Regions from separate parts of the Homo sapiens genome. Here region 1 is linked to region 2. A link is a loop called in an ENCODE intact Hi-C map of the cell type or tissue named here. Cell type or tissue: left lung. All regions are shown on one strand. Links, peaks and the distances in the headings refer to the core of each region. The heading gives the core; the rest is flanking DNA. Region 1 overlaps LOC105377853 (a long non-coding RNA gene). Region 2 holds the start of MIR30C2 (microRNA 30c-2).

Region 1 (12,292 bases), core at 2,424-10,423, 110 kb before region 2:
AAGTCCAACCCACACTCAAGGGGAGTAGACTACAGAATCTTATTACCAGGAGGAGGAGATTGTTGGTTAGCATCCTAAAAGGCTGCCCAATACATCATGATTGTCATGAGCAGGGAGTACATAGGATGGAAACATATTTATGATATTACCAGAAAAAAAATGCAAAAACTATTTGGAATATATCAGCATCTCAAGGAAGGCATATGTTGAACATCACAGCTCTGCAATAAAACAGAAGTGAACACACTCCTTTGTTCTGTGACTTACAAACTATATATTCTTGGACAAGATACTTTATGTCTCTGAGTCTCTGTAAAACCTACATTGCAGAATAGATGTAAAGATTAAAATAGATAAGACCAAAAACACCTAGCACTGTACTTGGCAAATGGTATATGGTCAATAACAATAGTTACCACTATTTTCCTTCTTACATGTATCCTAGTCTATCCAACTAGAAATCAATATTTTTAAAACCATATAGCTCTGTATAAAGACAATGACATCTAGGAATGATGTTTCAATGAAAACAGTGTTGCAATAAAAATAATATCTTACGTTAGTTTGGCACTTTTCACTCAACAAAGTGTTTTCACAAACTTTGTCTTACTTGATCCTCACAAGGTGTGTGAAGGCAGTTTGGGGCTTATCAAGGCTCATCTTTGTAAAACAGGAAAACTAAGAAACAGAAAGGTTAAATAAATTACCCAGGATTGCACGATAAATCAGTATATCAGGACAAGGATCTCTGAAAAGATGTGGAAGGGATTAGGAGTGTCTGGTGGTGGTAGGACCAAAAACATACTGAAACCAGAAGTACCAGTAAGGCAGGGGGCCACTTAAATCCAAAGAGTTCTATGGATGGAGTAAACCTGTGACTCAGCAGTCAGGAAGGCGAGGGCAGTCAGAGCTTCCCCTGATCAGAGCTCAGGGCAAATATGTGAAAGAAAAAAAAAAAAGCCAGAGCTCAGGACAAATATGTGAAAGAAAAAAAAAGCCAGAGCTCAGGGCAAATATGCGAAAGAAAAAAAAATCACTCAGAGAATGACCATGTAGCCAATGCAGAAGAACAAGGCAAGGGAAGGTCAGGCAAGGCTGATTTTCAAAATTTTTGTCAGATAAATTTCTTTCATTAAATTGATTGAGAACTATAAAAAGACATCAGAAAAGCAGTCAGGAACCTGTAAATCAGGGGAGGATGTAGGCAGTAGGCGGAGTGAATCAGGAAAGGGATTTGGAATGGCACTGACAATCAAAGTCATGCTCCACTAAGAACTGTGAATTAACTTAAAGTAAATACAGTGAGTATATCCAGATATACAGATATCTAGATATACAATATCCAGATATACAGATATCTAGAAATACAATATCCAGATATACAGACAACACGGGGATATTGTCAACTACAGTCTGTATACAACTCCATTTAGGTTATAGTTCATGATGTAAAAAGAAACCTTTAGGCCCAACTTAAAATACATGTAGTTTCATGGTACACCTCCCCAACTTCATCTCCCCCACGTTGTGCATACGAGAGAGAATCATACAATGGCCCCAACCAAGGGAACTCGTGGGCATTCCATATAATACTTAAGACACATTTTGACAGAATATAATATAACTCTACAAGTTATGTTTTTAGAAAGAGTATTTTCATGGGATGGTTAACACCAATATTCATTTGGAAAATAAGATACTGCCAACCTACATGCTGAGACACAAACATTTCTTTCTCCAAGGGCTTGACCTCAACAACATGCCACCTTAGTAGAATACCTTTGCGAACCTTTATAAACTATATATATATAAAAAAAAATTCTCCCTGTGAGAAATTTGTTTCACTGTAATCTGACTTAACACTATAGCCTAAGTTACATGAGAAAAAAAAATGAGTATTTCTCTTAGGATATAAAAAAACAAGAGACACAAGTAAGACTGTTCTCCTTAAAGCCTTTGTAAAAATGGGATGGGCTATAAACACACATGCATTTATTTTATAAGACAAAATTGCTGTACTCAAGTTGCCCCAAATCTAGAAAACTGAAGAAACATGTAAATTACCCACCTCAATAATGAATAATAAATGCTTAGAGGTGATGATAGGGCCTAGAGGAATTAAAAACAAAGGGGACTTCTGAGCAGAGGGAACACTTAAGTAGAGCTTCAAGAGACTAGCAAATGTTAAGGATGCAGCTGTTAAAAGAAAAACTATAGCCAAATTAAATTTAAAAGAGTTTAACTGAGCAAAGAATGATTGGCAAGTCAGGCAGCCTGTCGAGCCAGAGTTGGCTCAGAGACTCCAGCACAGCCAACATGGTGGAAGAAGAGTTATGGACAGAAAAAGGAAAATGACATACAGAAAAGGAAAGTAAGATAGAGACAGCTGGATTGGTTACAGCTCGACGTTTGCCTTATCTGAACACAATTTGAACAGCTGGCCACCTTTGAGGAACTTGGTGATTGGCACAGGCATAGACTACAGTCTGTATACAACTCCTTGTAGGTTATAGTTCACGATGTTCAGAGAAAGCTTTAGACCCAACTTAAAATACATAAGGAGGCAGCTTAAGGCTAAACTTCATTTAACAGTGCTGAAACATAGCAATTAGCTTAATGGCTGGGACACCAGTGTATGAAGAGGAACATTGTCTTAGTCTGTTGAGACTGCTTTGTTACAAAGTACCAAAACAAAGGAACAGAAATATATTTCTCACAGTTCTGGAGGCTGGGAAGCCCAAGACCAAGAAGCTGACAGAGTTAGTGTCTGATGAAGGCCCTCTTTCTGATTCATAGATGGCACCTTCTCACTGTGTCCTCAAATGGTAGAGGAGCAAACAAGCTCTCTGAGCCCTCTTTTATAAGAGCACTAATCCCATTAATGAGGCCCTGCCCTCATGAACTTATCACCTCCCAAAAGCCTAACGTCCTACTATCATCATCTTGGGAGTTAGGATATAAATTTGTGGAGGGACATAAATATTCAATCCAGAGCAGACATTAATAGGTTGGTCTACAGAGGTTAAGGCATTAAACCTTGAGGAGTTAAGGAGTCAGGACTCTTTCCTGATAGCAACCTAGTTCTGTATGGACTAATTTTAAGTAGAGAAATGACAAGATCAGATTTGTATTTTAGAAAAATCACTTGGAGTCGGAGACAGGGATGGAATAATAGGGAAAAGACTTTTAGCAAAGTAATTTATTCCTGGAGAAGCTTCTGAGAAAAGGATGTACCTAATCAAAACAATCTAATTTTATGCATACTCTTCCACTGTAGGTTTTGTACCTGGTTCTATTTTTAACCCACTGTTAGTGATTCCTGTTACAGACACATCTATTTTAGACTGGAAACTACTTTAATTCGTACCCTGGGTGATGAGGTCTTTTCAGAATATGAGGTATTGTGATTAACTTCACTTATTCACTAGCTCTCTAAAGACACACTGTAATTGGGTTTGATGGCCACTGTATTTTTTTGTCATTTATAGTTGGGTTTATGGTCTTTTTCAGAAATAATAACCAAAAAATAGAGCCTTTATAGAAATAATGAGCCATAGAAGAATTTTTTACCATTTGTTAGTGGCATCTGCCAGTCTGCTTGGCCATGCATGACAATAAATGCTATCTTTCTTGCTTTATGAAAATGACAAATTGAAATATGACTTCACTTTAAAATGCATTTGGAAAGGAATAAGACACATATCATATGTATCATAAGAACAATAAAGCATAAGAGAGTTTCACCTGACTTTTCACACCTCTTTTTGGACTTCTTTAGTTGTAAAAAAGAAAAGGTATGGAAATTACTAAATGACACACAATAGGCAGCTGACACCCATAGAGCTGAATATGTAATTCTGTGGCCTTAGGGAACTAGATATTGTTTTTGCGTGTGTGAGGGGAGAAATAGTGGCCCAGAATCTATAAAACAAAAATACTGTCATGGACCTATGATTTATGCCACAGATGATCTTAAATGTTTACTTTTTCTAAATTTCCAGAAGTAAATACCAAGTACTGAGCATCGGTGCTGTGCAGAAATCATTAGTGCTGTTCACCCAAAATTTGGGGTTTTCTCCTCAAGCAGATGGTAAGGCTGTAGTTTCCTGCCCCTTTTAAATGAAAAGCACCCAAGTGACTCACTTTGGTCAAAAAACTATTTTTAAAAAGTGACGTGTGCTATATCTGAGGAGAGGTTTTAAGATGCAGTGGCTCTCTTATCCCTCTGGCATAGCACATGGGCATGTTCAGGAATGTGGTTCTCCATCAGTCTAGGTCCCTGGGTGACTACCAGAGACCCATTTTAGACCTGACAGACAAGTAACAAAGCAAGAAAGGAATGTGTATTTTTATGGCAGCAAAACATCTATCTTGAATGATACAGAAATAAGTACCTAGACATGAGTGCTACCATAGCAAATAAGCCTAAAATATATGGTAGAGGCTAACAACCGGGCAGTAGACAGCAAGCAAACTGCCACTGGAGACGAGAATGATAGTGATCGTTGTAATGCAGTAGCAAAACAGTTGGTAAAACTGTTGCCTGGGATAATATGGAAGATAGAAAATGTAGCTCTAGAGAATAAGATAGGAAAACAGTGTTAGTGATATGTATTGATTATAATTGGCTGTACAGTCATGCACTGCATAATGATGTTTCAGTCAACAATAGACCACATATATAACAGCAGTCCTACATGATTATAATGTATTTTTACCGTGTCTTTTCTATATTTAGATATGTTTAAATATACAAATACCTACCACTGCATTATAATTGCCTACAGCATTCGGTACAGTAACATGCTGTCCAGGTTTATAGCCTAAGAGCAATAGCCTATACCATATAGCCTAGGTGTGTAGTAGGCTCTACCATCTAGGTTTGTGTAAGTACATCCTGTAATGTTCACACAACAACAAAATCATCAAACAATGCATTTCTCAGAACATATCCCTGTCATTAAACGATGCATGACTGTGTTTGACAGGGCACCACAAAAAGAGATGACTTCAGAAACAATCAGGGAGGTTTTAAACATCAATAAAAGAAAATAGGGGCTGGGCGCAGTGGCTCATGCCTGTAATCCTAGCACTTTGGGAGACCGAGGCAGGCGGATCACTTGAGCTCAGGAGTTTGAGGCCACCCTGGGCAACATAGTGAAACCACCCCCCCATCTCTACTAAAATACAAAAATTAGCCGGGCATGGTGATGCGCACCTGTAGTCCCAGATACTCGGGAGGCTAAGGCACTAGAATTGCTTGAACCCGGGAGGTGGAGGTTGGAGTGAGCCAAGGTCACGTCACTGCACTACAACCTGGGCGACAGAGCAAGACTGTCTCAAAAAAAAAAGGAAGTGGCCAGGAATTTGGGAACCTGCAGGATTGCAGAAGGTGATTTTATCTCTTCAACAGTTAAAAGATGAAACTAGAGGCTTTGAAGCAAAGGTCACCTGGAATTCTGCCTTGGGTCAAGGATCATATCAAGGATGTTATGGGATGAATTTTATACCCTTCAAGATTCACATGTTGAAGTTCCAACCTCTAGCATCTCAGAATGTAACCCTATTTGGGAATATAGCCTTTAAAGGGGTGATTAAGTTAAAAGAAGCTGTTTTGGTGGGGCCCTAATCCAATCTAGTTCTTATAAGGAGAGAGAAACACTGGGTGTGAGAGTTGTTCTATGTACCAATTTGAGTGGCCCACTGGGTGACCCATATTAAACATTTTTCTGAGTGTGTCTGGGAGAGTGTTTCTCAATGAAACTAGCACTGGAATCAGTGGACTCAGCAAAGTTGATTGCCCTCCCAATGTGGCTGAATGTCATTCTATGTGTTGTGGGCCTGAGCAGAACAAAAGGCAAAGGAAGGGGGAATTCAACCCATTTTTCCTGACTCTCTGCTTAAGCTGAGACATCTCATCTTATCTTCTGCCCTAGGACTGGGATTTGCATCATTGGCTCTCCAGGTTCTCAGGCCTTTGAACTCAGATTGAATTGTATCACCCACTTTCCTGAGTCTTCAGCTTGTAGATGGCAGACTGTGGACTTCTCAGTCTCCATAATCATGTGAGCCAGTTCTGTATGATAGATAGATGATAGATAGATAGATAGATAGATAGATAGATAGATAGATAGACAGACAGATTCTCTATGGGTTCAGTTTCTCTGGAGAACCCTAATACACTAGAAATACATACACAGAGAAAAGACCATGTAAGGATACAGCAAGAAGGCAAGCATCTGCAAGCCCAGGAGAGAGGCCACAGGAGAAAGCAAACTGCCCACACCTTGATCTTAGACTTTCAGCTTCCAGAACTGTGAGAATATACATTTCTGTGGTTTACACCACTCAGTCTAAAATGTTGTGATAGCAGCCCTAACCAACTAATAAAAGGAAATGGCTGCCAGGTGCAGTGGCTCACACCTGTAATCCCAGCACTTTGGGAGGCCGAGGCAGGTGGCTCACTTGAGGCTAGGAGTTCGAGACCAGCCTGGCCAACATGGTGAAACCCCATCTCTACTAAAAATGCAAAAATTAGCCGGGCCTGGTGACACACGCCTGTAATCCCAGCTACTCAGGAGGCTGAAGCAGGAGAATCTCTTGCACCCGGCAGGCAGAGGTTTCATGAGTGGAGATACTGCCACTGCATTCCAGCCTGGGTGACAGAGCAAGACCCTGTCTCAAAAAATAAAAAAGGAAATGCCCATCACATCACTGAATGAAATAAGATGTTTCCACAAAAACCAGTAAATGGGTTCAGTTCAGTTGGACCAGGTATCACAGACATCAAAGATTTCAAAATTAAGTCAAGAGGAAGAGAGAGGCATGGGAGCAAGGAAGAATATAAATATGGTACATCTAAGAAATATGTCAAGAGAAGAACTTTGGGTGGCCATTGACACATCTAGTTGTTTGAGTCAAATAGAAATGAAGCTTTGTCAGTTTGGCAGGAAGTAGATGGCATACACAAATTATGTAACTGAAGGAAATGTATGAAAGAAGTAGTCTACAGAAATATATCAGAGGTAAGGTACCAATTAGGAATGATGAGGTACTCAGGAATTAGCAACCACAGGAAACCTTTGCCACCCCTAGGCCTCAAGGACAAAGGGACAGCACTGTGTGGAAGGATCCTGGTGAGGTCTGGAGCCAGGGAAGAAAAACCTTTAGACAGGAGCTAAGACCAGCTGAGTAAGGTAGCCACTGCCAGGATTGTGAAAAGGTTGAGGAAGGGAATGTCAGGATAGGGATAAATACTGCAACCTCTCTCCCTCTCAAATCCTGCCCTCCAATTTCCTACCTGTGTCTGCCACTTGCCCAAACAACAAAAATCCAGAGTATAAGGAATTCTGGATAATGCAGTCCACAGAGGTCAGCTCCTGGGACACAGAATAAGGCAGAGAAGGGAATATATTTAAAGGGCAGAGAATAACCAACACAGAAACTTATTCAATATTTTAAAAAGATATCCTGGTGAAAAAGAAACAAACCTGGACTGACAAAGTGACTGTGTGAGACTTTAAATTGTCCTGGAGCCCCCAGTCTTCTGTAGGCCAAATGTAGGAAAGCTGCTCATCTCTCTTGAGTTGAAGACTTGGAGCCTAATCAAGCAATATTTCCCATCACCTGGGGACCATCCCTTCTGCCCAGCACATTCGTTTGGTTTCTATGGATCAGTGATTCCTGTGTATCTCCCTTTCCTTCCCTTTCTGAATGGAAGTATTTATGAAGTTATCATGCTCTTGCTTTTGCCATTGCATATCAGATGTATAGGGGACAGGTAACTTGTCTTATAGTTCATAGATCTCTGGGTCATAAGGAACCACACTGGACCTGCATGTGCTGTGACTGAATGGCACTTTAGCGTGTTCTGCCTCTGGGAGGCAGTAAATGTACATATCGTGAAGGAAGAAAAGAAAACTTTATGTTTGTTAGCTAGACAGATGTCCAGTGGTAGTCATTAGTGCTATTCTGCATTTCCCCACCCAGCCAAATTTTCCTGGTAACATGACTTGCTCTGGCAAATAAAATGTGAGCAGAGGTGAGATGGGTGTAATTCACTGCACACTCTCTTTCCCTTTCCTTTTGGCACAGCCACACACAAGTTCAGGATGGTAGCTCCTCCATCTGATTGGGTCACTGAGGGCCCACAATATGTAGAGGTAATGAATATACATCATTAGCAAGAAATAAACTTCAACTGTTTAAGTCACTGAGAGGTTTGGGGGTTACATGTTGCCACCATGCTATCCTAGCCAATCCTAAGTGGTACATGTAGACAGTGAATTAATTAGCACCTGTATTTTAGACTATGTAGTAGTCATTGCTGGGGTGGAAACAGTAACTTTAGAATCCTGAATATCAATATCTTTATTGCCATTCTTTAGGGCTAGCTATGTTAATTGTGAAACAAATGGAATTTGATTATCATCTCCACCCTCCTCATGCCCAGTAAAAAACTTCCCTGTCCTATTCCTTCTTGGGTATAATGTGAATTGATCTGAATCATAATGGCTAATAATAAGTGTGTGTTTCTCCTTTCACCGGTACTCAGAGAAATCTTCCAATGTGGCAGCACATTTCTCAGCCTCAAGTATACTACAGTGAACGAGACAGATGTAGCCCCCACTCTCATAAAGCCCCTTCTAGCAGGAGGAACAGACAATGATGTGAGTGACTCAGCCACATTAGTGGGGAGGCTGAAGGAGTCTTCTCTGAAGAGCTAACAGTAAAAGTAAAATCTGAACAACAAGGGACCAGCCATGTGAAGACAGGGAGAAAGAAAATCTAGGGAGGGGAAACAACTTGTACAGAGTACCCTACCACATGAATGAGCTTGGAATATTTGAAGAACAGCTCATAGTCCACAGTAGAGTATGGTGGTTGAAGGGGCAAGTAATAGAAGCCTTTTGAAGAATAGGCAGGTCCAGATCATAGAAGGCTTTATAAGCTAGGGTAAGGAGTTTGGGATTTATTCTAAATGGGAAAACACTAGAGGATTTTGAGCACCAGAGGGATATGATTTTATTAAGTTGTAAAAAGTTCACCCTAACTGAAGTGTGGAGAATGAATTAAGAGGGGGCAAGTGTGGAAGGAAATGGACCCAGGAGAAATGCACTGCAGCAGCCCAGGTAAGAGGTTGGAATGATGGCGAGAAGAGGACAGGTTTGGGATGTTTTAAGGTGGGTTTGACACATCTTATTGACACATGGAATGAAAAGATGAGGGAATCAAGAATAACTCTCAGACGTTGGCTTCAGCTACTGGGTGGAAATTGGTGCCGTTTAACTAAGCTGGGCTAAATGTCAACTAAGGTGTTTCGATAACATTTGCATTTAATTGTGGCCTTTAATGTCTTTAGCAGGAACATGAATATTTAGGAGATTGCAGAAATAGTAGGGGAAATACTTTTGAAATGCTGAGAGGAGAATGTTTCCTTCCTTTAAAAAAAAAAAAAAAAGAAAGAAAGCAAAACTGATTTTCTGAATTTGGCAATGAAAGCTGGACCTCCTCAATGGCATGAGGTGATATGACCTTTTCCTGCTAGATTCACCCCTCCACTTGGCAAAATCTTCTCTTTGGCCCAAAGAGCAAGAAGGAAGGGGAAATCCTGATTTTCCTTTAATGCTTGATCCAAATATGACTCTTCCTTTGGTATCTTTGAGCATGTCTTTGACACAGCATGAACATTTAAATATGAAACAGATGTAAGACATACCATGAAACTCAATTTTTTAGTTTACCGAGACATAACTTTTCCCCAACTTTCTGTCCACTATAGATCTCTTTTAAATTCCTTATCCTTCCTCAGGAGGTGGAGATAGTGGGGTGTTGGGAGTCCCTGTTATCTTAGCACATCCACCGTCCAAACACTCAGTCCAAGACCTCTCCTTTCATCTAGCCTGGTGTTCAAATTCTCCCTCTTTCTCTTACTCAAGGCATCCCCTTTCTTGAATGAATGATGCTGGGGATAACCCCTTCCCTATCCAGAGGACTGTGGTATCTGCCTCTTTAAGTTCAAAACAATCACATACAAGCAATACACATGCACTTGCTGGGGCAGGAAGGGGTGGGATCCTTTCCTTCCTTTAGCCTTTTGGCATCTCAAATTAGTCTATGTGAAAGGCCTTCTCTTTACAGACACCTAATGATTAAGAAGTCAGACTCTGGGGAGAGACCACCAGTTTTCAAATCTTATCCCTGTTGCTTACTAGATGAGTGAACTTAAGCATTTATTTAACCTCTCTGAGCCTCAGTTCTTCTTATGAAGATCAGGGATAATAGTACCAATCTCACAGGGTTGTTGTGAGGATTAAATGAGATGGTATATGTAAAATGCTCACCCCAATGACTAGTTCTTAGTAAATTCTCAATATACATTAGCTATTATTATTACTACAGAAATATCATCATCATCATTATCATCATCATGATTATCATCATCCCAGTTCATAATGAAATCAAGATGTACAATCGTGGTTACAAATTTTTCATAGACTCAACCCAGAAATAGAGTGCTTTGGTGCAATATCTGGGGCATATGCATAGAGGATCATAAATAAATTAATAACTAAGTTTCTTTCTGTATTTCCTCTATGAATCTATAAATATATTCCTTTCTTGTATACTAAAAATCAAAATTAAATTCATGATTTCTAAGGCCATGCATTTTAAATGTTTTAGGTGTCCACTTGATATTAACTCTGTTAGTATAAAATTTCCCAAATATTCACCTAATCCTATCCCTTCCAGCTTTGTTATAACTAACAGTTGCCTCTTTCATAGTTGCCACCATGTAATATCAAATGAGCACTCTTCTGTTATAAGTTCACTATAGAGTAGTTGTTTGCAGATTGCTCTTAATAATAGTACAGTTTTGTTCTGAACCTATGATTCATGAACAAGTTTGAAAACAAAAAGGCAGAAGATGAACTATAAATCCTAATGCTGGGAGAGAGAACCAGGCTATTCAGGCAGATAAATCTCAGATATCTCAGAATTGTGATCTTCTGGATCCTCATTATTATTCTCAGCAGCAGGGAGAATTGAAAATAGTTGCATTTCTACAATGGATAAACAGGTAGCTTATACAAGATCTTTCTGTTTGGGTCAAAAATAGAAATATAAATAAAAACAATGAAACCGTCAAATAGTAAAGATATTCTTGAACCAAAAGAGCCAGGGTTCAGCTGTACTTGCAATAAGGCCCATTGAGGGAGCCAGTCATTCTAAAATATCCCTTCATTTTATTCATTTTTCTCTTTAAAAGACAAAAAACAAAACAAGACAAAACCACAAAAGAGAGGAGACACGTTATATAATCTACACACTGGAAGCCTAACCATTTTTATTTCTTATTGCAGTTTGAATTGGAAAGGAACACAAAGTCCTAGAACATGGTAATTCATCTCCTGTTTCTTTGTCTGCAACTACAAGTAGGAGATAGTTCAGAACCATGCCAATCAGAAAACACAACAAAGCTGTATTAGCTTCTTATTTGTTTACTGACAGATCACAGGCCACTTCCCTGGAATCTCAGACATCCTGTTAGGTCTTAGAGGCTCCATCCAGGCATACCTAGAGAACTTCAGAAAAGAAAGGGCGTTTAAAAGGGCTCCTCTTTTTGTTCTGTGAACATATCATAGTTGAGTTGAGTTTTTAAAATATTCTCCACCCTTGTTTGTTTCTTAATGCAACACCAAGATGTAATTTGTATGGAAGCCAAAACTAGAGACATGCTGAATATGTGAATACTGAGGAAGTGGTTTCCTTAGCAATAACAGGCATGTGAAAGTCAAAACTTCCTTTCCTTCTCATGTGACCTTTTTCATAGCAATTCAGATAGAGGACAATGGAATTGAATTCCAAGCACCCACAGTATTCATGAATTGCTAAGCAATGATTCACCAAGTACCCAAATTACTCTAGACTGCTTGAGCATTTTATTAGTGAAATTGCTTTGTATTTAAAATTTCCTTCCTCACTTTGTACATCAGTTTTCCTCATTCCTACAGGCCACTTTTCCACCACTTTGAGACAACAGACATAAATAGAGCAGTACCAAGTAGTGATTAGTATAAGGACTTCAGAATATCAGAGTGTCAGAGCAAAACATTTCATACAATATTCATAACTATTTCCTTCCTTTGGAAACATTAGCTACTAGATGCATATAGAAAAAGTTTGCTCGATAGCTAGCTACAGTTTGTTATTTCCTCAAAATAAATAATATAACTTAATTTGGGGGAATTCACTCAGTTGTATTTTAGAAACACTGAAGTTTTCTTTTGTT
Region 2 (12,292 bases), core at 1,817-9,816:
TTGCAGTGAGCCGAGATTGCCCCACTGCACTCCAGCCTGGGCGACAGAGCGAGATTCCATCTCGAACAAAAAAAAAAAAGGAGTAAAGCCCATTACTGGGCAGGGCATGAGCTGTAGAACATCCTTGTATACAAGATACATTAAGCTTTAAATCTGGGAACAGTGTTTTTTCTCCAGTGAATCATTCATGGCTGTAAAGCTGCTACATTTTAATTTTAAAAATGTAAGTTTTTAAATTAAAAACTTTACATACTGTAAAGTTGCTACATTTTAATTTAAAAAATGAACATTGGGAGTTGGGAAAAGCCACTGTGTATCCTGAAAGTTGATGTGTAATACTGCAGAATATTTTTAAATCAATGGATAAGGTTTTTTGATACAGAATGTGACAGATTTGATCAAATATAATCTACATTTGAAATAAATGTATTTTCATTCAGAACTAAAAATGACCAAAGGCTAGTTTATTGGAGATTAGTTTTATGTGACTAAAATGCCTATTACATCAGAAGCCCTACTGAAGCAAAAGAGAGTGGCTTTCACGTTACAAAAGGAACTTTTCAGACTTGACTTTAAGAAGTTAAAATCATTTCATGTAGCTAAAATTATTTTAGTGACTATTTAATAAGGTGTGGTTCTTTCCATGTAGAACATTTTAAGCTCTTACATAATTATTCAGTATTGATACCCACATTTTATGACCATTTTCTTTCATTCTTGTCTATTTTTAAACTGTTTACATAGATTTCTTCTCTGCATTTACTGTGTATCCTGGTTTTTCTTCACTTGAAATCCATCATGAAAATAAAATTTTAAAATAAGGCTGCCTTCATAAAAGGTTAACTTTCCAGGAGTTAATGCCATCATTTAAGGAGAGATTGCTTTCTCTTCTTAGCTATGAGTTCCTTAGAAAAGTAAAACAGCCTAACCTTGAATTTTGGGGGAATAAAAACAAAGTTTTAGAAACTGGTAAATATTTTTTATTTAGAGATTTTTAAAACCTGAATAATCATCTTAACATTGTTAACCCATTGTCAGGTGGTAGATGGCATCATTCATTCATTCATTCATTCATTCATCAAACCTTCACTGAGAACCTCCTTTAGTACCAGACAAACCCTGGATACATGTTGTGAATTTCTTCTGATGAAATGAAGTTAAGTTAAACGAAACATGGTGTTTCTTCCCTAGTAGAGAGATGGATAGGTAAACAAATAATTGTAATAAAGTATCAGTTCTGTGATCTAGGCATATGCAATTATGTGACCTAGGCACAGTATAATGGTGGTAAAAGGAAAAATGAACAATTCCTCCTCAGGTTGGGGGAGGGGTGTGGGTGTTAGGGATGACGCTGACCAGAGAGGATTCACAAGAGAGAATACTTGATTTGGGATTTGAAGACTGTATGGGCACTTGCCAGGTAGAAGAGTAAGCAGAAGTGCAGAAACAGAATAAAGAACAGGTTTGTGTGATTTAGTTCTTCAAGTGTTTTCACCCTTTCAGTTGTGACAGAATTCAGTATTCAATGAGCATGGGGTCATAACTTTGCAGCCCAGCCCATTCAAGTTATCATTCTTAGGGCTCTTTCCTTCTCCACTTCTCTTCCTATTCTTTCCCTCCTGCATGAAAGGCCTTATGAAGCCCAAGCCAGGCTTGTGAATTACCCATGACTTCTCCATCTCCACAGTGCCTCTCCCCTCAGCTACTCACTCACTGAATTCTGCTGTTCTTCTTGTCTTTATAATTTCTCATATTCATTTTCTCTGTGTTCTTACTGCCTCTTCCCTAATTAAGGCTCCCATGCTCTCCCTTACACTACTGCAGTGATTCTTTTCCTGTTTTCCTTACCTGCCACCTTAAAGCTAGAGTAAATTCTCTAAAGTACTGACATGGTCATCCCACTTGCCTGCTTACTATCTTTCACTCGTACCCATCGTTTGGAGATAATGCCCAAACCCTTTAACCTGGCACATAAGGACTCCCATCTTTCCCTTGTGTCTCTCCCCTTACCCTTCACCCACATGCATCTTTGACTCCACCTCTGCTGAATTCTTAAAGGCCTCAGCATACATTACCTTTGTCTTTCTTTCTCTATTGGATGACTGTTCTTTCTGGTACACTTTAAGCTACACTATCTTCTTCACTGCCCACCCCTTCCAAATTCCCATTAGCACCATCTTCACCTAGCTAATTTTATTCAGGCTTCAAGACTCAGCCTGGCTATTAGCCAACTCAGAAGTGTCTTTTGACCCATCATAACACTTATAGTAATGGTGTATGTGTCTGTCTTGCAAATTAAGCTGTGTCCTTCTCGAAGGTAGGGATGATACCCTTCATTTCTCATCACCTAGAATTTAAAACATTGCTGATATATGGCAGGCAGTCACAATTGTTTGTTGAATGAATGAATGAATGAATGAAATGAGTAAGATCCTGTAACAGTTTGGAATTATATGCCACCTGGGTTTACAGTGTAGTCTCTTATCAGGTAGGTTTGTTCTGAGATGTATAGTAATGATGACTTTCTTCTTCGCCCAAGTATTTTGTGTACCTTAGACCAGTTTAGCAAATGAAGTCCAAGAACTATTTGAATAAGTCATTCTTAGAAAATAACTTTAGGAAGCAACTGACTCCATTCATGTGTATGCCTCTAATTGTAGGTTCACTTCTGTCCGAATATGAATTTTTAAAATAATTTTAGCATTATATTAGCAATTTGCAATATACCATTTTTATGCATGTAAAGTTGTATTCTAACATATTTACTTTTTGCTCATTTGATTAAATTTATTACTGTGTATCCCATCATTAAGGTAACTAATTTTCAGTAATTAAACTGTTGGTCTTCTGTTTAGCCATTATTCTCAGTTCTGTGCAGGAGTGAGCTGAAACAAAGTTGTATAGCCCAGAGAGTGAGAAGCTGCATTTCATGTCTCCCAACAGTCAGAAAGGGATTATGTACTGTTTAAGGAAGGAGTTTGGCGAATATTTTGAAACCCTTTTGGGAAAGCATAGAATATTGAAAATCCAAAATTAACCAAATCCGTGAGTGTGCAAGCTCAAAGCTAGAGACCTTAGGAATATCTTAGGATGTGCAAAACAGGAAGAAAACAAGAACTGAGCAGGCAGCACTAAGTAAGTGTCATATAGCCTCCCCACCCACCCTTCCAACCCTACTCCTAAAAGAGCCATAATTTAGTCCCAAGTATACTTTTCTGATCTTTTCCTGTGACATATTATGGTATCTTCAAATGGTACTGGGTTTCCTGAGGCTTGTGCTGCTGACTGCCAACCCCATCCTAGAGAGCACTGAGCGACAGATACTGTAAACATCCTACACTCTCAGCTGTGGAAAGTAAGAAAGCTGGGAGAAGGCTGTTTACTCTTTCTGCCTTGGAAGTCAACTAAAGAGAAATGGATTTTGAATATTTCTATGTCTTAGAATTGATCCTATCCCGTGTTTGTTTCTGAGGTCAACTGTAAAAGGAAAAAAGGTGAATTGACTAAGTCATCCAAAGAAATGTAAGATAATCTATAATATCAGTTATATTTGAACTGTTTCACTTAGTTTAAAAAGAAAAAAAAGATTACCAAATACCCAAGTGACAAAAGTTCTGGTTAACTTGTATGAGGCTACATTTTGTGGGTTGCTGCAGTCTGATCTGTAAAAGCAACACATTACCTATACGTTAAGCTAAACATTTCTCCTTTAACCTGAGAGCATTCCACACTGAAGTCTGCTTTTCTTGAAGCAAAAATTCTAGTGTCCTTGGACTTGCTATTTTATCAGGGATCAAAGGCACCTTGGAGCCCCATGCTTTAGGAATTGTAATGGCAAACAATAAGGTCTGCTCTTTAAAGCTAGAATATAGTTACACATTTCAGGAAAAAATAGAATTGTTGTTGGAGGACGGGAGAGGAAGGAAAATGTAGAGGTAAGGGATGGGATGCAAGAAGTTAATTTTAAGAAAAATCTACAGAACGAACTCATAAGTTCAGCCTTAACCAGAAAAACTCTTTCATGTAAATCGTTTAAATCAAAGGTCTATTAAACATCTAATCTAGAATGTAACTTACCTGAAATTTGAGTCCATTGCTGATTTATTTAAAATTATTATGAAATAAGCCTTCTTGTTAAAGAGAATATTTAAATAAGGCATATTTTTATATAACAAGCCCTTAAGAAGTTAAATAATTAACTTAATGCTTCTATTAAAAATTAAACAAATCTGAACAAAATTACTCTAGTCTTGGCATATCAGCATATATCAGTCATTTAAACTAAAAGACACTCTACTACTTTAGAAGTATTAGAGGAGCTTTTAATTTTACCTCCGCACTGACTGTAGAGCCTAATACAATAGGAGTAATTGTTTCATATGAGTTTATAGAAAAAAAGTTTAAATACAATGACTTTAGCATGTGATTTCAGGGAAGTATTTGAACAGGCTGGCCTTGAAGCAGTGGTAGACACTGTTGAAGTGCCAGCTTGATTGAGTCATTTACCTTTTTAGGTTTGCCTACAGGCTTAAGAAAACCCTCTTTGAAACAATGCTCTACAGTCTTCTCAAAGAAATAATTGTTATAGATGTTTGAAATTTTGCTTTCTGCTAGGAGAGGCAGATAATATGGGTAAGGGGAAAAGCAACTCTAAGCAGCAGAGAATGATGCATATGCTTTGCCATAGCATTTTATTATTCTGCCTAAATTAAAAGGGGGGACATTCAAATATTCCAGATCTAAATTTATGGTTAACTTTTAGTCATGAATGTAGGTGTTTCAAAGCTTATTGAAATACATGCTGAAATTCATTCATCATTCAAGAATTATTTATTGAGCATCTACTATGTGAACTTCTAGGCACAGGGGATATAGCAGAGAACAGAAACAAAGTCCTTTTTCTCATGGAACTTACAAGAAAATATATAATGTGTCAAAATATAAACATCTTGTGTATCTATGTAAAATATCTAATTTTATTCAATCTTTTTATTGCCTTGTCCTCCAAAACCAAGTGTATTTAAATATTCCAGAATATTTCTTTCATTGACTATGGAAAACTTTGATATAAAGCTATATAATTTTGGTTTTTGTTTAGTATTATTCTTCTAGATATGTTCTAGTTGTTAACTAGCCTGTTTTGTGACATGAGTAAGTAGGATTATTAAGCATGCTTGAGAAGTTATATATATATATTTATATATTTATATATTTATATATATTTATATATATTTATATATATATTTATATATATTTTTATATATATTTATATATATTTATATATATATTTATATATATTTATATATATTTATATATATATTTATATATATTTACATATATTTATATATTTACATATATTTATATATATTTATATATATTTATATATGTTTATATATATTTATATATGTATTTATATATATAAATATATATATGAGGGGGCTTCAAAATATTCATGGAAACATTGAGTTAAAAGCTACAAATAAAAAATATAAATTTTATTTCTCAGAGTAAGCTCCATCAGGGTCAAGACACTTTTGTAAGCAATGATACCAGACATTTATTCCATCCCTAAAGAACAGGGTCTTGGGAATTTCACCACATCAGTGCCATCTTTTTAACATTATTAACTGAAGAAAAATGAGTGCTCTGACAGATTTTTTTAAGATTAGGAAACAAAAGTCCAAATGAGCCAAATCAGGACAGTAAGGTGGATGCCTAGTGACATTCCACTGAAACTCTGGCAAAATTGCCCTTGTTTGATGAGAAGAATGAGCAGAAGCATTGTCATGGTGGAGAGGGAGTCTGGTATAGCTTTCCTGGACATTTTTCTGCTAAACCTTTGGCTAGCTTTCCCCAAACACTCTCATAATAAGTAGATGTTATCATTCTTTGGCCTTTCAGAAAGTTAACAAGCAAAAAGACTTAAGCATCCCAAAAAACTGTTGCCATGACCTTAGCTCTTGACTGCTTGGCTTTTCTTTGACTGCACCACATCCCCTTCTTGGTAGCCATTACTTTGATTGTGCTTTGTCTTCAGGATCATACCAGTAAAGCTGTGTTTCATCTCCTATCACAATCCTTCAAAGAAAAGCTTTAAGACCTTGATCTCACTTGTGTAAAATTTCCACTGAAAGCTCTGCTCTTGTCTGCAGCTCATCTGAGTGCAATGATTTTGGCACCTATAGAGTGGAAAGTTTGCTCAACTTTAATTTTGCAGTCAGAATTGTGTAAGCTGAACCAGTTGGAATGTCTGTGGCGTTGGCTATGGTTTGTACTGTTAATCATCAGTACTCTTCAATTAGGGCACAAACAAGATTTTTTTTTTCCTTGCAAATTGATGTAGTTTGTCTTCTATAGTGGGCTTCATCTTCAACATCATCTCATCTTTTCTTAAAATAAATTATTCATTTGTAAACTGCCAATTTCTTTGGGGCATTGCCCCCACTAACATTTTGTAAAGCAGCAATGATTTCCTGATTTTCCCACCCAAACTTCCCCATAAATTTGATGTTCTTGCTTTAATTTTAGCAGAATTGACATTGCTCTGATAAGGGCTCTTTTCAAACTGATTTCTTATCCTTTTTTGTGCCTCAAAATAGATCCTGTTCAGACATGTTACAAATTAGTACAAGTTTATTTTGATATAAGAAAAAATTGAAATCCATGTATAGTTTTTCCATAATATGTATTTTCCATGAACTTTTTGAAATTCTTCGTATTTGCTGAGATGATATTGCTAAGGAGTTATATAATATAAAAAGTTACATGTTTGTGTGTTTATATATGTTGCATATGTTATATATATTCAAATTATCATTGTATCTGATACAAGTAAACATATTAATTTGAACCTAACTCTATTCAAGTTTGTAACTCTCTAAATACTGGTAAGGATGATTTATCTTTATGTTATGTTTATATATTGGTTGCTAAGCAAACGCCATAAAGACTTTAAAAGAACAGATTACTTTTAAATGTAAACATCCATTTATATTTGAAAAAAGACATAAGCTTTAATTGACAAGCTTTGTAAGCCTAATTGTGTCATTAAAAACTCAGTAGAAATAAAGGTATCATATGTACTTTATTCATTTATGAATTTATAGTCTCCTTGTCTCTATTTGTTCGAATTAGTAATTCTTTATAATACCTAGTGGTGATATATTTCTATAAACTACTCTGGCTTAGATTTCTATAAATGTAAATATAATTCTGCTCTCTCTCTCTTTTTTTTTTTTTTTTTGAGACAGAGTCACGCTCTTGTCGCCCAGGCTGGAGTGCGATGGCGTGATCTCACCTCACTGCAACCTCCCCCTCCCGGCTTCAAGCAATTCTTCCGCCTCAGCCTCCCAAATAGCTGGGACTACAGGCGCCCGCCACCATGCCCGGCTAATTTTGGTATTTTTAGTAGAGACGGGGTTTCACCATGTTGGCCAGGCTGGTCTCAAACTCCTGACCTCAGATGATCCACCTGCCTTGGCCTCCCAAACTGCTGGGATTACAGCCATGAGCCACTGCTCCCGGCCTGCTGTCATCATTTTAAAATAGCAGAAAGCAGGTTATTAATTACAAAATTGGGTTTTAGGTGTTATTTTGGTTAACTTTATCATTGGAAAACTATATGGTTAATATATAAAAATCAGTTGTATATCTATATATCAGCAACAAACAAATAAAAATGAAAATTTTTAAAAGATACTTCTTATAATAACATTAAAAACTATCAAATGCCCAAGGGGAAATCTAACAGACGATGCATAAGACCTCCGCACTGGAAACTAAATATTATTGAGATAAATTATAGAAGACCTGAATAAATGGAGAGATAAACCATGTTCATAGAGAACAGGACTCAGTATTGTTAAGTGGCTAATTCTCCCCAAGTTGATCTGTAGATTCAGTACAGTCCCAATCAAAATGTAAGCAGGTGTATGTTTGGAAATTAATAAACTGATTCTAAAATTTAGAATTCAAACAGCAAAAGCTAGACAAGATAATCTTGAAAAAAAGATGGAGAAATTATGCTTCCACATATCAAGATCTGTTACAAAGCCATAGTAATGATGAGAGTGTGATATTGGCACAATGGCAGACAGATACACAACAGATAAATGATAAATAGAATAGACACACTATTATGATAAAGATGATACTGAAGTACACTGGAGACAGGATGGTCTATGGATCCTAATACGAAAGGTAAAACAAGGCTTCTAGGAAGTAATATATAGAATATCCTTATGACCTTGGAGTGGGCAAAATTCCCTTAAAAAACTCCCAACACAACACCAACCAGAAAGAGAAAAAACTGGTAATTTGGATTATAATACCAAGAACTTCTGTTCATCAAAAGACAACATTAAGAAAATGAAAAGGCAAAATATACCAGAGGAGGTATTAGCAACACATATAACAAACAACTTATATCCAGTATATATAAAGAATTCCTATAAATTAATTAGAAAACACAAGCAACCCAGTAGAAAAATGAGCAAAGATTTGAACAGATAATTCACCAGAGAGGATATGTAGATGATCAATTAACATAAAAAGTTGCTCAACCTTATTAGTCATCAAATAAGTGCAAATGAAATCACAGCTCAATGGCAAGACACAACTACTAGAATGGGTAAAATTAAAAAGACAAAAAAATCTGGTATTGGCAAGGAGGTGGAGTAACACTGCAGATGAAAGCATAAGTTGGTACAGCCACTTTAGAGAACTTCTTAGTGGTCTCTACTTACGCTGAACAGATCCATATCCTGTGACCCAGTTGCTGTTACCTACCTCACAGAAATTTGCACAGTGTTCTTCAGAAGAAATGAATAAGAATGTTCATAGCAGCACTATTTGTAATAGCCCCAAATCAGGAATTATCCAAATGCCAACAGTAGGATTCGTAAATTGTGAAATATTCGTACAACAGAATACTATCTAGCACTGAGAATGAATGATTTGCAACTTCTGATATAAGTGCATCTCACAAACATAAAGTTGGACAAAATAAACCAGACACTGAAGAGAACATACCGTATGTTTCTATTTACATTAATTTCAAAAACAGGCAAAACTATAGTTATCTATGGTGATACATATCTATGGTGACTCATGCACTTTTCTGATTGTATGTTATACTTTAATTAAAAGTTTCTAAAATTAAAAAAAAAAACGCTGTATTATCTGGTCTTAAATAAGGCAGGTAAAACTCTTATTCCAGCAGTCACTAAGAGAAACTTTATCCCAGATCATCTTTCTCTAAAAACATAGCAACAGCACATATCTTGAGGAACGTTCTCTGAAACTGGCATAAAAGATTACGCTATCCATAAGCAAAGAGACGTTTCAGCAAACATTCTCTTTTCTCCAAAATACTGCAGTGTATACTGTCTTCTAGAACATCACTTCCCTCAAAAGCTACCAGTCCACCTCATTTTCTGGCAAGTAACGAAATTACTGAAAGATGAGGAGAAAAAAGGCTGATGTTAAAGGGCATTCGGCTGTTGCCATGTTGCTGCATTGCCTCACTTACCCACGTTGTAAGAAAGAGGTCAAAACACGGTTAACTGGCTTACCCAGGGTTATATAGGCTCTCGGTAGAGCCGCAGGAGGACTGAAGGAGACACTGCCAGCTTCTGACTCTGATTCTTTAATCTTTTCTATAGTCAGGTAACCCAGGATTGGGACAGAAAAACATAAGCCCTCTACTATCATATTTGTTGAATGTAAGATTTCCTCAGAATCAAGAATATGAATAGATTATGCACTTACTGTTCATATTTTTAATTTCTAGAATGGCTATTATGATTAGTTTTTGCTTTTTCTTTGGACAAAAGAATTTTGTGGTGCTAAAAGTGTCTTTTAAAATTTCCTTTTATTATGGAGAAAAAAAAAAGCTTTGTCCGGACACCGGTGGCTCAAACCCCTAATCCCAGCACTTTGGGAGGCCAAGGCGGGAGGATTTCTTGAGCCCCGGAGTTCAGGACCAGCCTGGGCAACATAGTGAGACCTTGTCTCTACAAAAAATGAGAAATGAGGCAGGTGGATCTCTTGAGCCTGGGAGATCGAGGCTACAATGAGCTGTGATTGTGCCACTGCATTCCCACTTGGGTGACAGTGAGATCTTGCCCCCCCCAAAAAAAAGAAAGAAAGAAAAAGTTTCAACCAGCCTGAACTAAGAAACTTTAAAAATATTCAACCCAAACTCAAAAACCGTGATTCCTTCAGCAAGGCACGTATGCTAACAAAGTCCCCTTGAAGCGTCTCTTCTGGAGACAGTACAGTCCCACAGTAGTGTTTAGAAATGTGTGCAGTGTGCAGGCATTTTTGCTTGTCACAGTAACTGCAGAATGCCACTCCTATGAGGCTTGGAATAGTCTCATTCAACAAGAAATAGTTTTGAACAAAATAACAGTGCCCTCACCAGGATGAACATTCTTAAAGTTATCATTTACTTCTAGGAATATTTGAACTATACATACATTTATGTCTTCAGTTTAACACATCTCTGTAGTATACTAGTTTGCATGTCTGAGATAAATATGATGGTCTGGATGATCTTAACCACAATTAAAGAATAAAAAATTACCTTAAAACTGACTTTTTAAATGCCCTGTGACTTTAAAGTGTCTAGAAACATTCTGTAATTTTGAATTCATCAAAAGCTTTGTCATCAAAAAGCCAAGTATGGCTTTAAAATACTTCTTTTTGGCCCAGGGAGAAAAATACTTTTTATTTTAACCTCCAAGTTTCATCGAGTAGATTAGTTATTTCTGTAGTTTGGTAATGCCCATTATTTGAGAATCTGATAACATCCAGGACTTCACCATATAATTCAGTCACTTGAAAGCCGTGAATTTCTGGCTGTACTAAAAAGCTTTCAACACTAGGGTTAGGTGTTCCTATGAAGACAAATAAAATTCCACATTTTTAAAAACCACCTTTGGCCGGGCGTGGTGGCTAACGCCTGTAAAATCCCAGCACTCTGGGAGGCTAAGGTGGGCAGATCACGAGGTCAGGAGATCGAGACCATCCTGGCTAACATGGTGAAACCCTGTCTCTACTAAAAAAAAAAAAATACAAAAAATTAGCCAGGCATGATGGTGGGCGCCTGTAGTCCCAGCTATTCGGGAGGCTGAGGCAGGAGAATGGGGTGAACCTGGGAGGCGGAGCTTGCAGTGAGTGGAGATCCTGCCATTGCACTCCAGCCTGGGTGACAGAGCAAGACTCCGTCTCAAAAAAATAAAAAAATGAAAATAAATATATAATAAAAACCACCTTTGAATTTAAAAATAGTTTTAATGTTGGAGCTAGCCCAGTTGTATGAGTGTGCTGAAGAAGCCAGTCTCTGCTTGCCTTCCTATAGCTCCAATTAGACATTTTTAATTACAGTGCAATCGCTGCAACTATTCTGGGCCATTTCAACCCATCCCACTCCACGAATACTCAGCTCAGTCTTAGCATTGGACATCAGTAGCAAGCAACTAGATGCTCCCACCTCAGGAAGCTTCTAATTTTGTGGGGACTACCCCTGTTGTGCTTATTGCTAAACTTATACTTCAGTGAACCTTTCAATTCTACATAATATATTCCAACTCATTTTGTGGAATCTGATTTTTTTTTTTTTTTGCTGACTTTCCTTTCACAGGTATTTAGTAAGTCAATGACGGGCAGCAGCAAGCCAGGCTTCTATTATAGTAATAATAATCAGATAACCAATAATCACTGAGGATTCTGTACATTCCAAAGCCATGCCAGGGGTCAAGAGCAAATACTTAGTGTCCTTACTATGTACAGGGCACTATTCTAAACATTTGGCTTATATTAACAGATTTAATCCTCACAGTTCAATATGCATGAACATTATTTTTCAGATGAGGAATCTGAGATGAAAGAGATTAAGAAAACTGCCCAAGGTTATGCTAACGAGCCTTAAAACTGGGATTTCAGCCTAGGCAGTGTGGCACCAGAGGTCTGATCATGACCATGAAGTGATAAACACAAGTATCCTCTAAGTTAGGTATCATCGTCTTAATTTTCCAGGGCAGGAAACTGAAGTTGAAGGATTTAAGAAAATGTGGTAGTAACTGGAGTTGTTTATGAATCTTCCCGTTCTCCTCTGGCACATGAGAAGATTGTGATACAGGATTTTTTGCTCCTTAGTTTAGCTAAATCCAGTTCTTGTCTTACAACCAGGAAAAATTAGGCACACAGAGACATCGAAGACTGAGGAGGATGGAATTTATTAAGTGAAAAGAAAGCTCCCAACAAAGAGAGGGGTCCTTCATGCAGGTTT

What was found. A loop is a pair of places that touch in the nucleus more often than their neighbours do. Peaks named below come from ENCODE experiments on the same cell type or tissue, not always from the same donor. Only the 100,000 strongest peaks of a DNase experiment are listed, where the experiment ranks them.
Region 1: a loop joins it to region 2, with 2.8 times the contacts of the local background. A loop is called at or near these places in 7 of 110 quality-filtered maps.

Annotation. Positions count from the first base shown.
Region 1 is chr6:71,478,539-71,490,830 of GRCh38, reverse strand. LOC105377853 (a long non-coding RNA gene) reads right to left here. Exons shown (of 4, transcript XR_942683.3): 4 at 11,319-11,585. Among named protein-coding and RNA genes, the nearest start is that of LINC01626, 64 kb to the right of the region's middle. In left lung, for the core only: no CTCF peak of the experiment used is centred there; no DNase peak of the experiment used is centred there; H3K27ac peaks cover 2,497 bases.
Region 2 is chr6:71,368,058-71,380,349 of GRCh38, reverse strand. It overlaps MIR30C2 (microRNA 30c-2), which reads left to right and starts at 3,319; the gene lies at 3,319-3,390. RefSeq lists an enhancer at 11,804-12,292. In left lung, for the core only: no CTCF peak of the experiment used is centred there; no DNase peak of the experiment used is centred there; H3K27ac peaks cover 796 bases.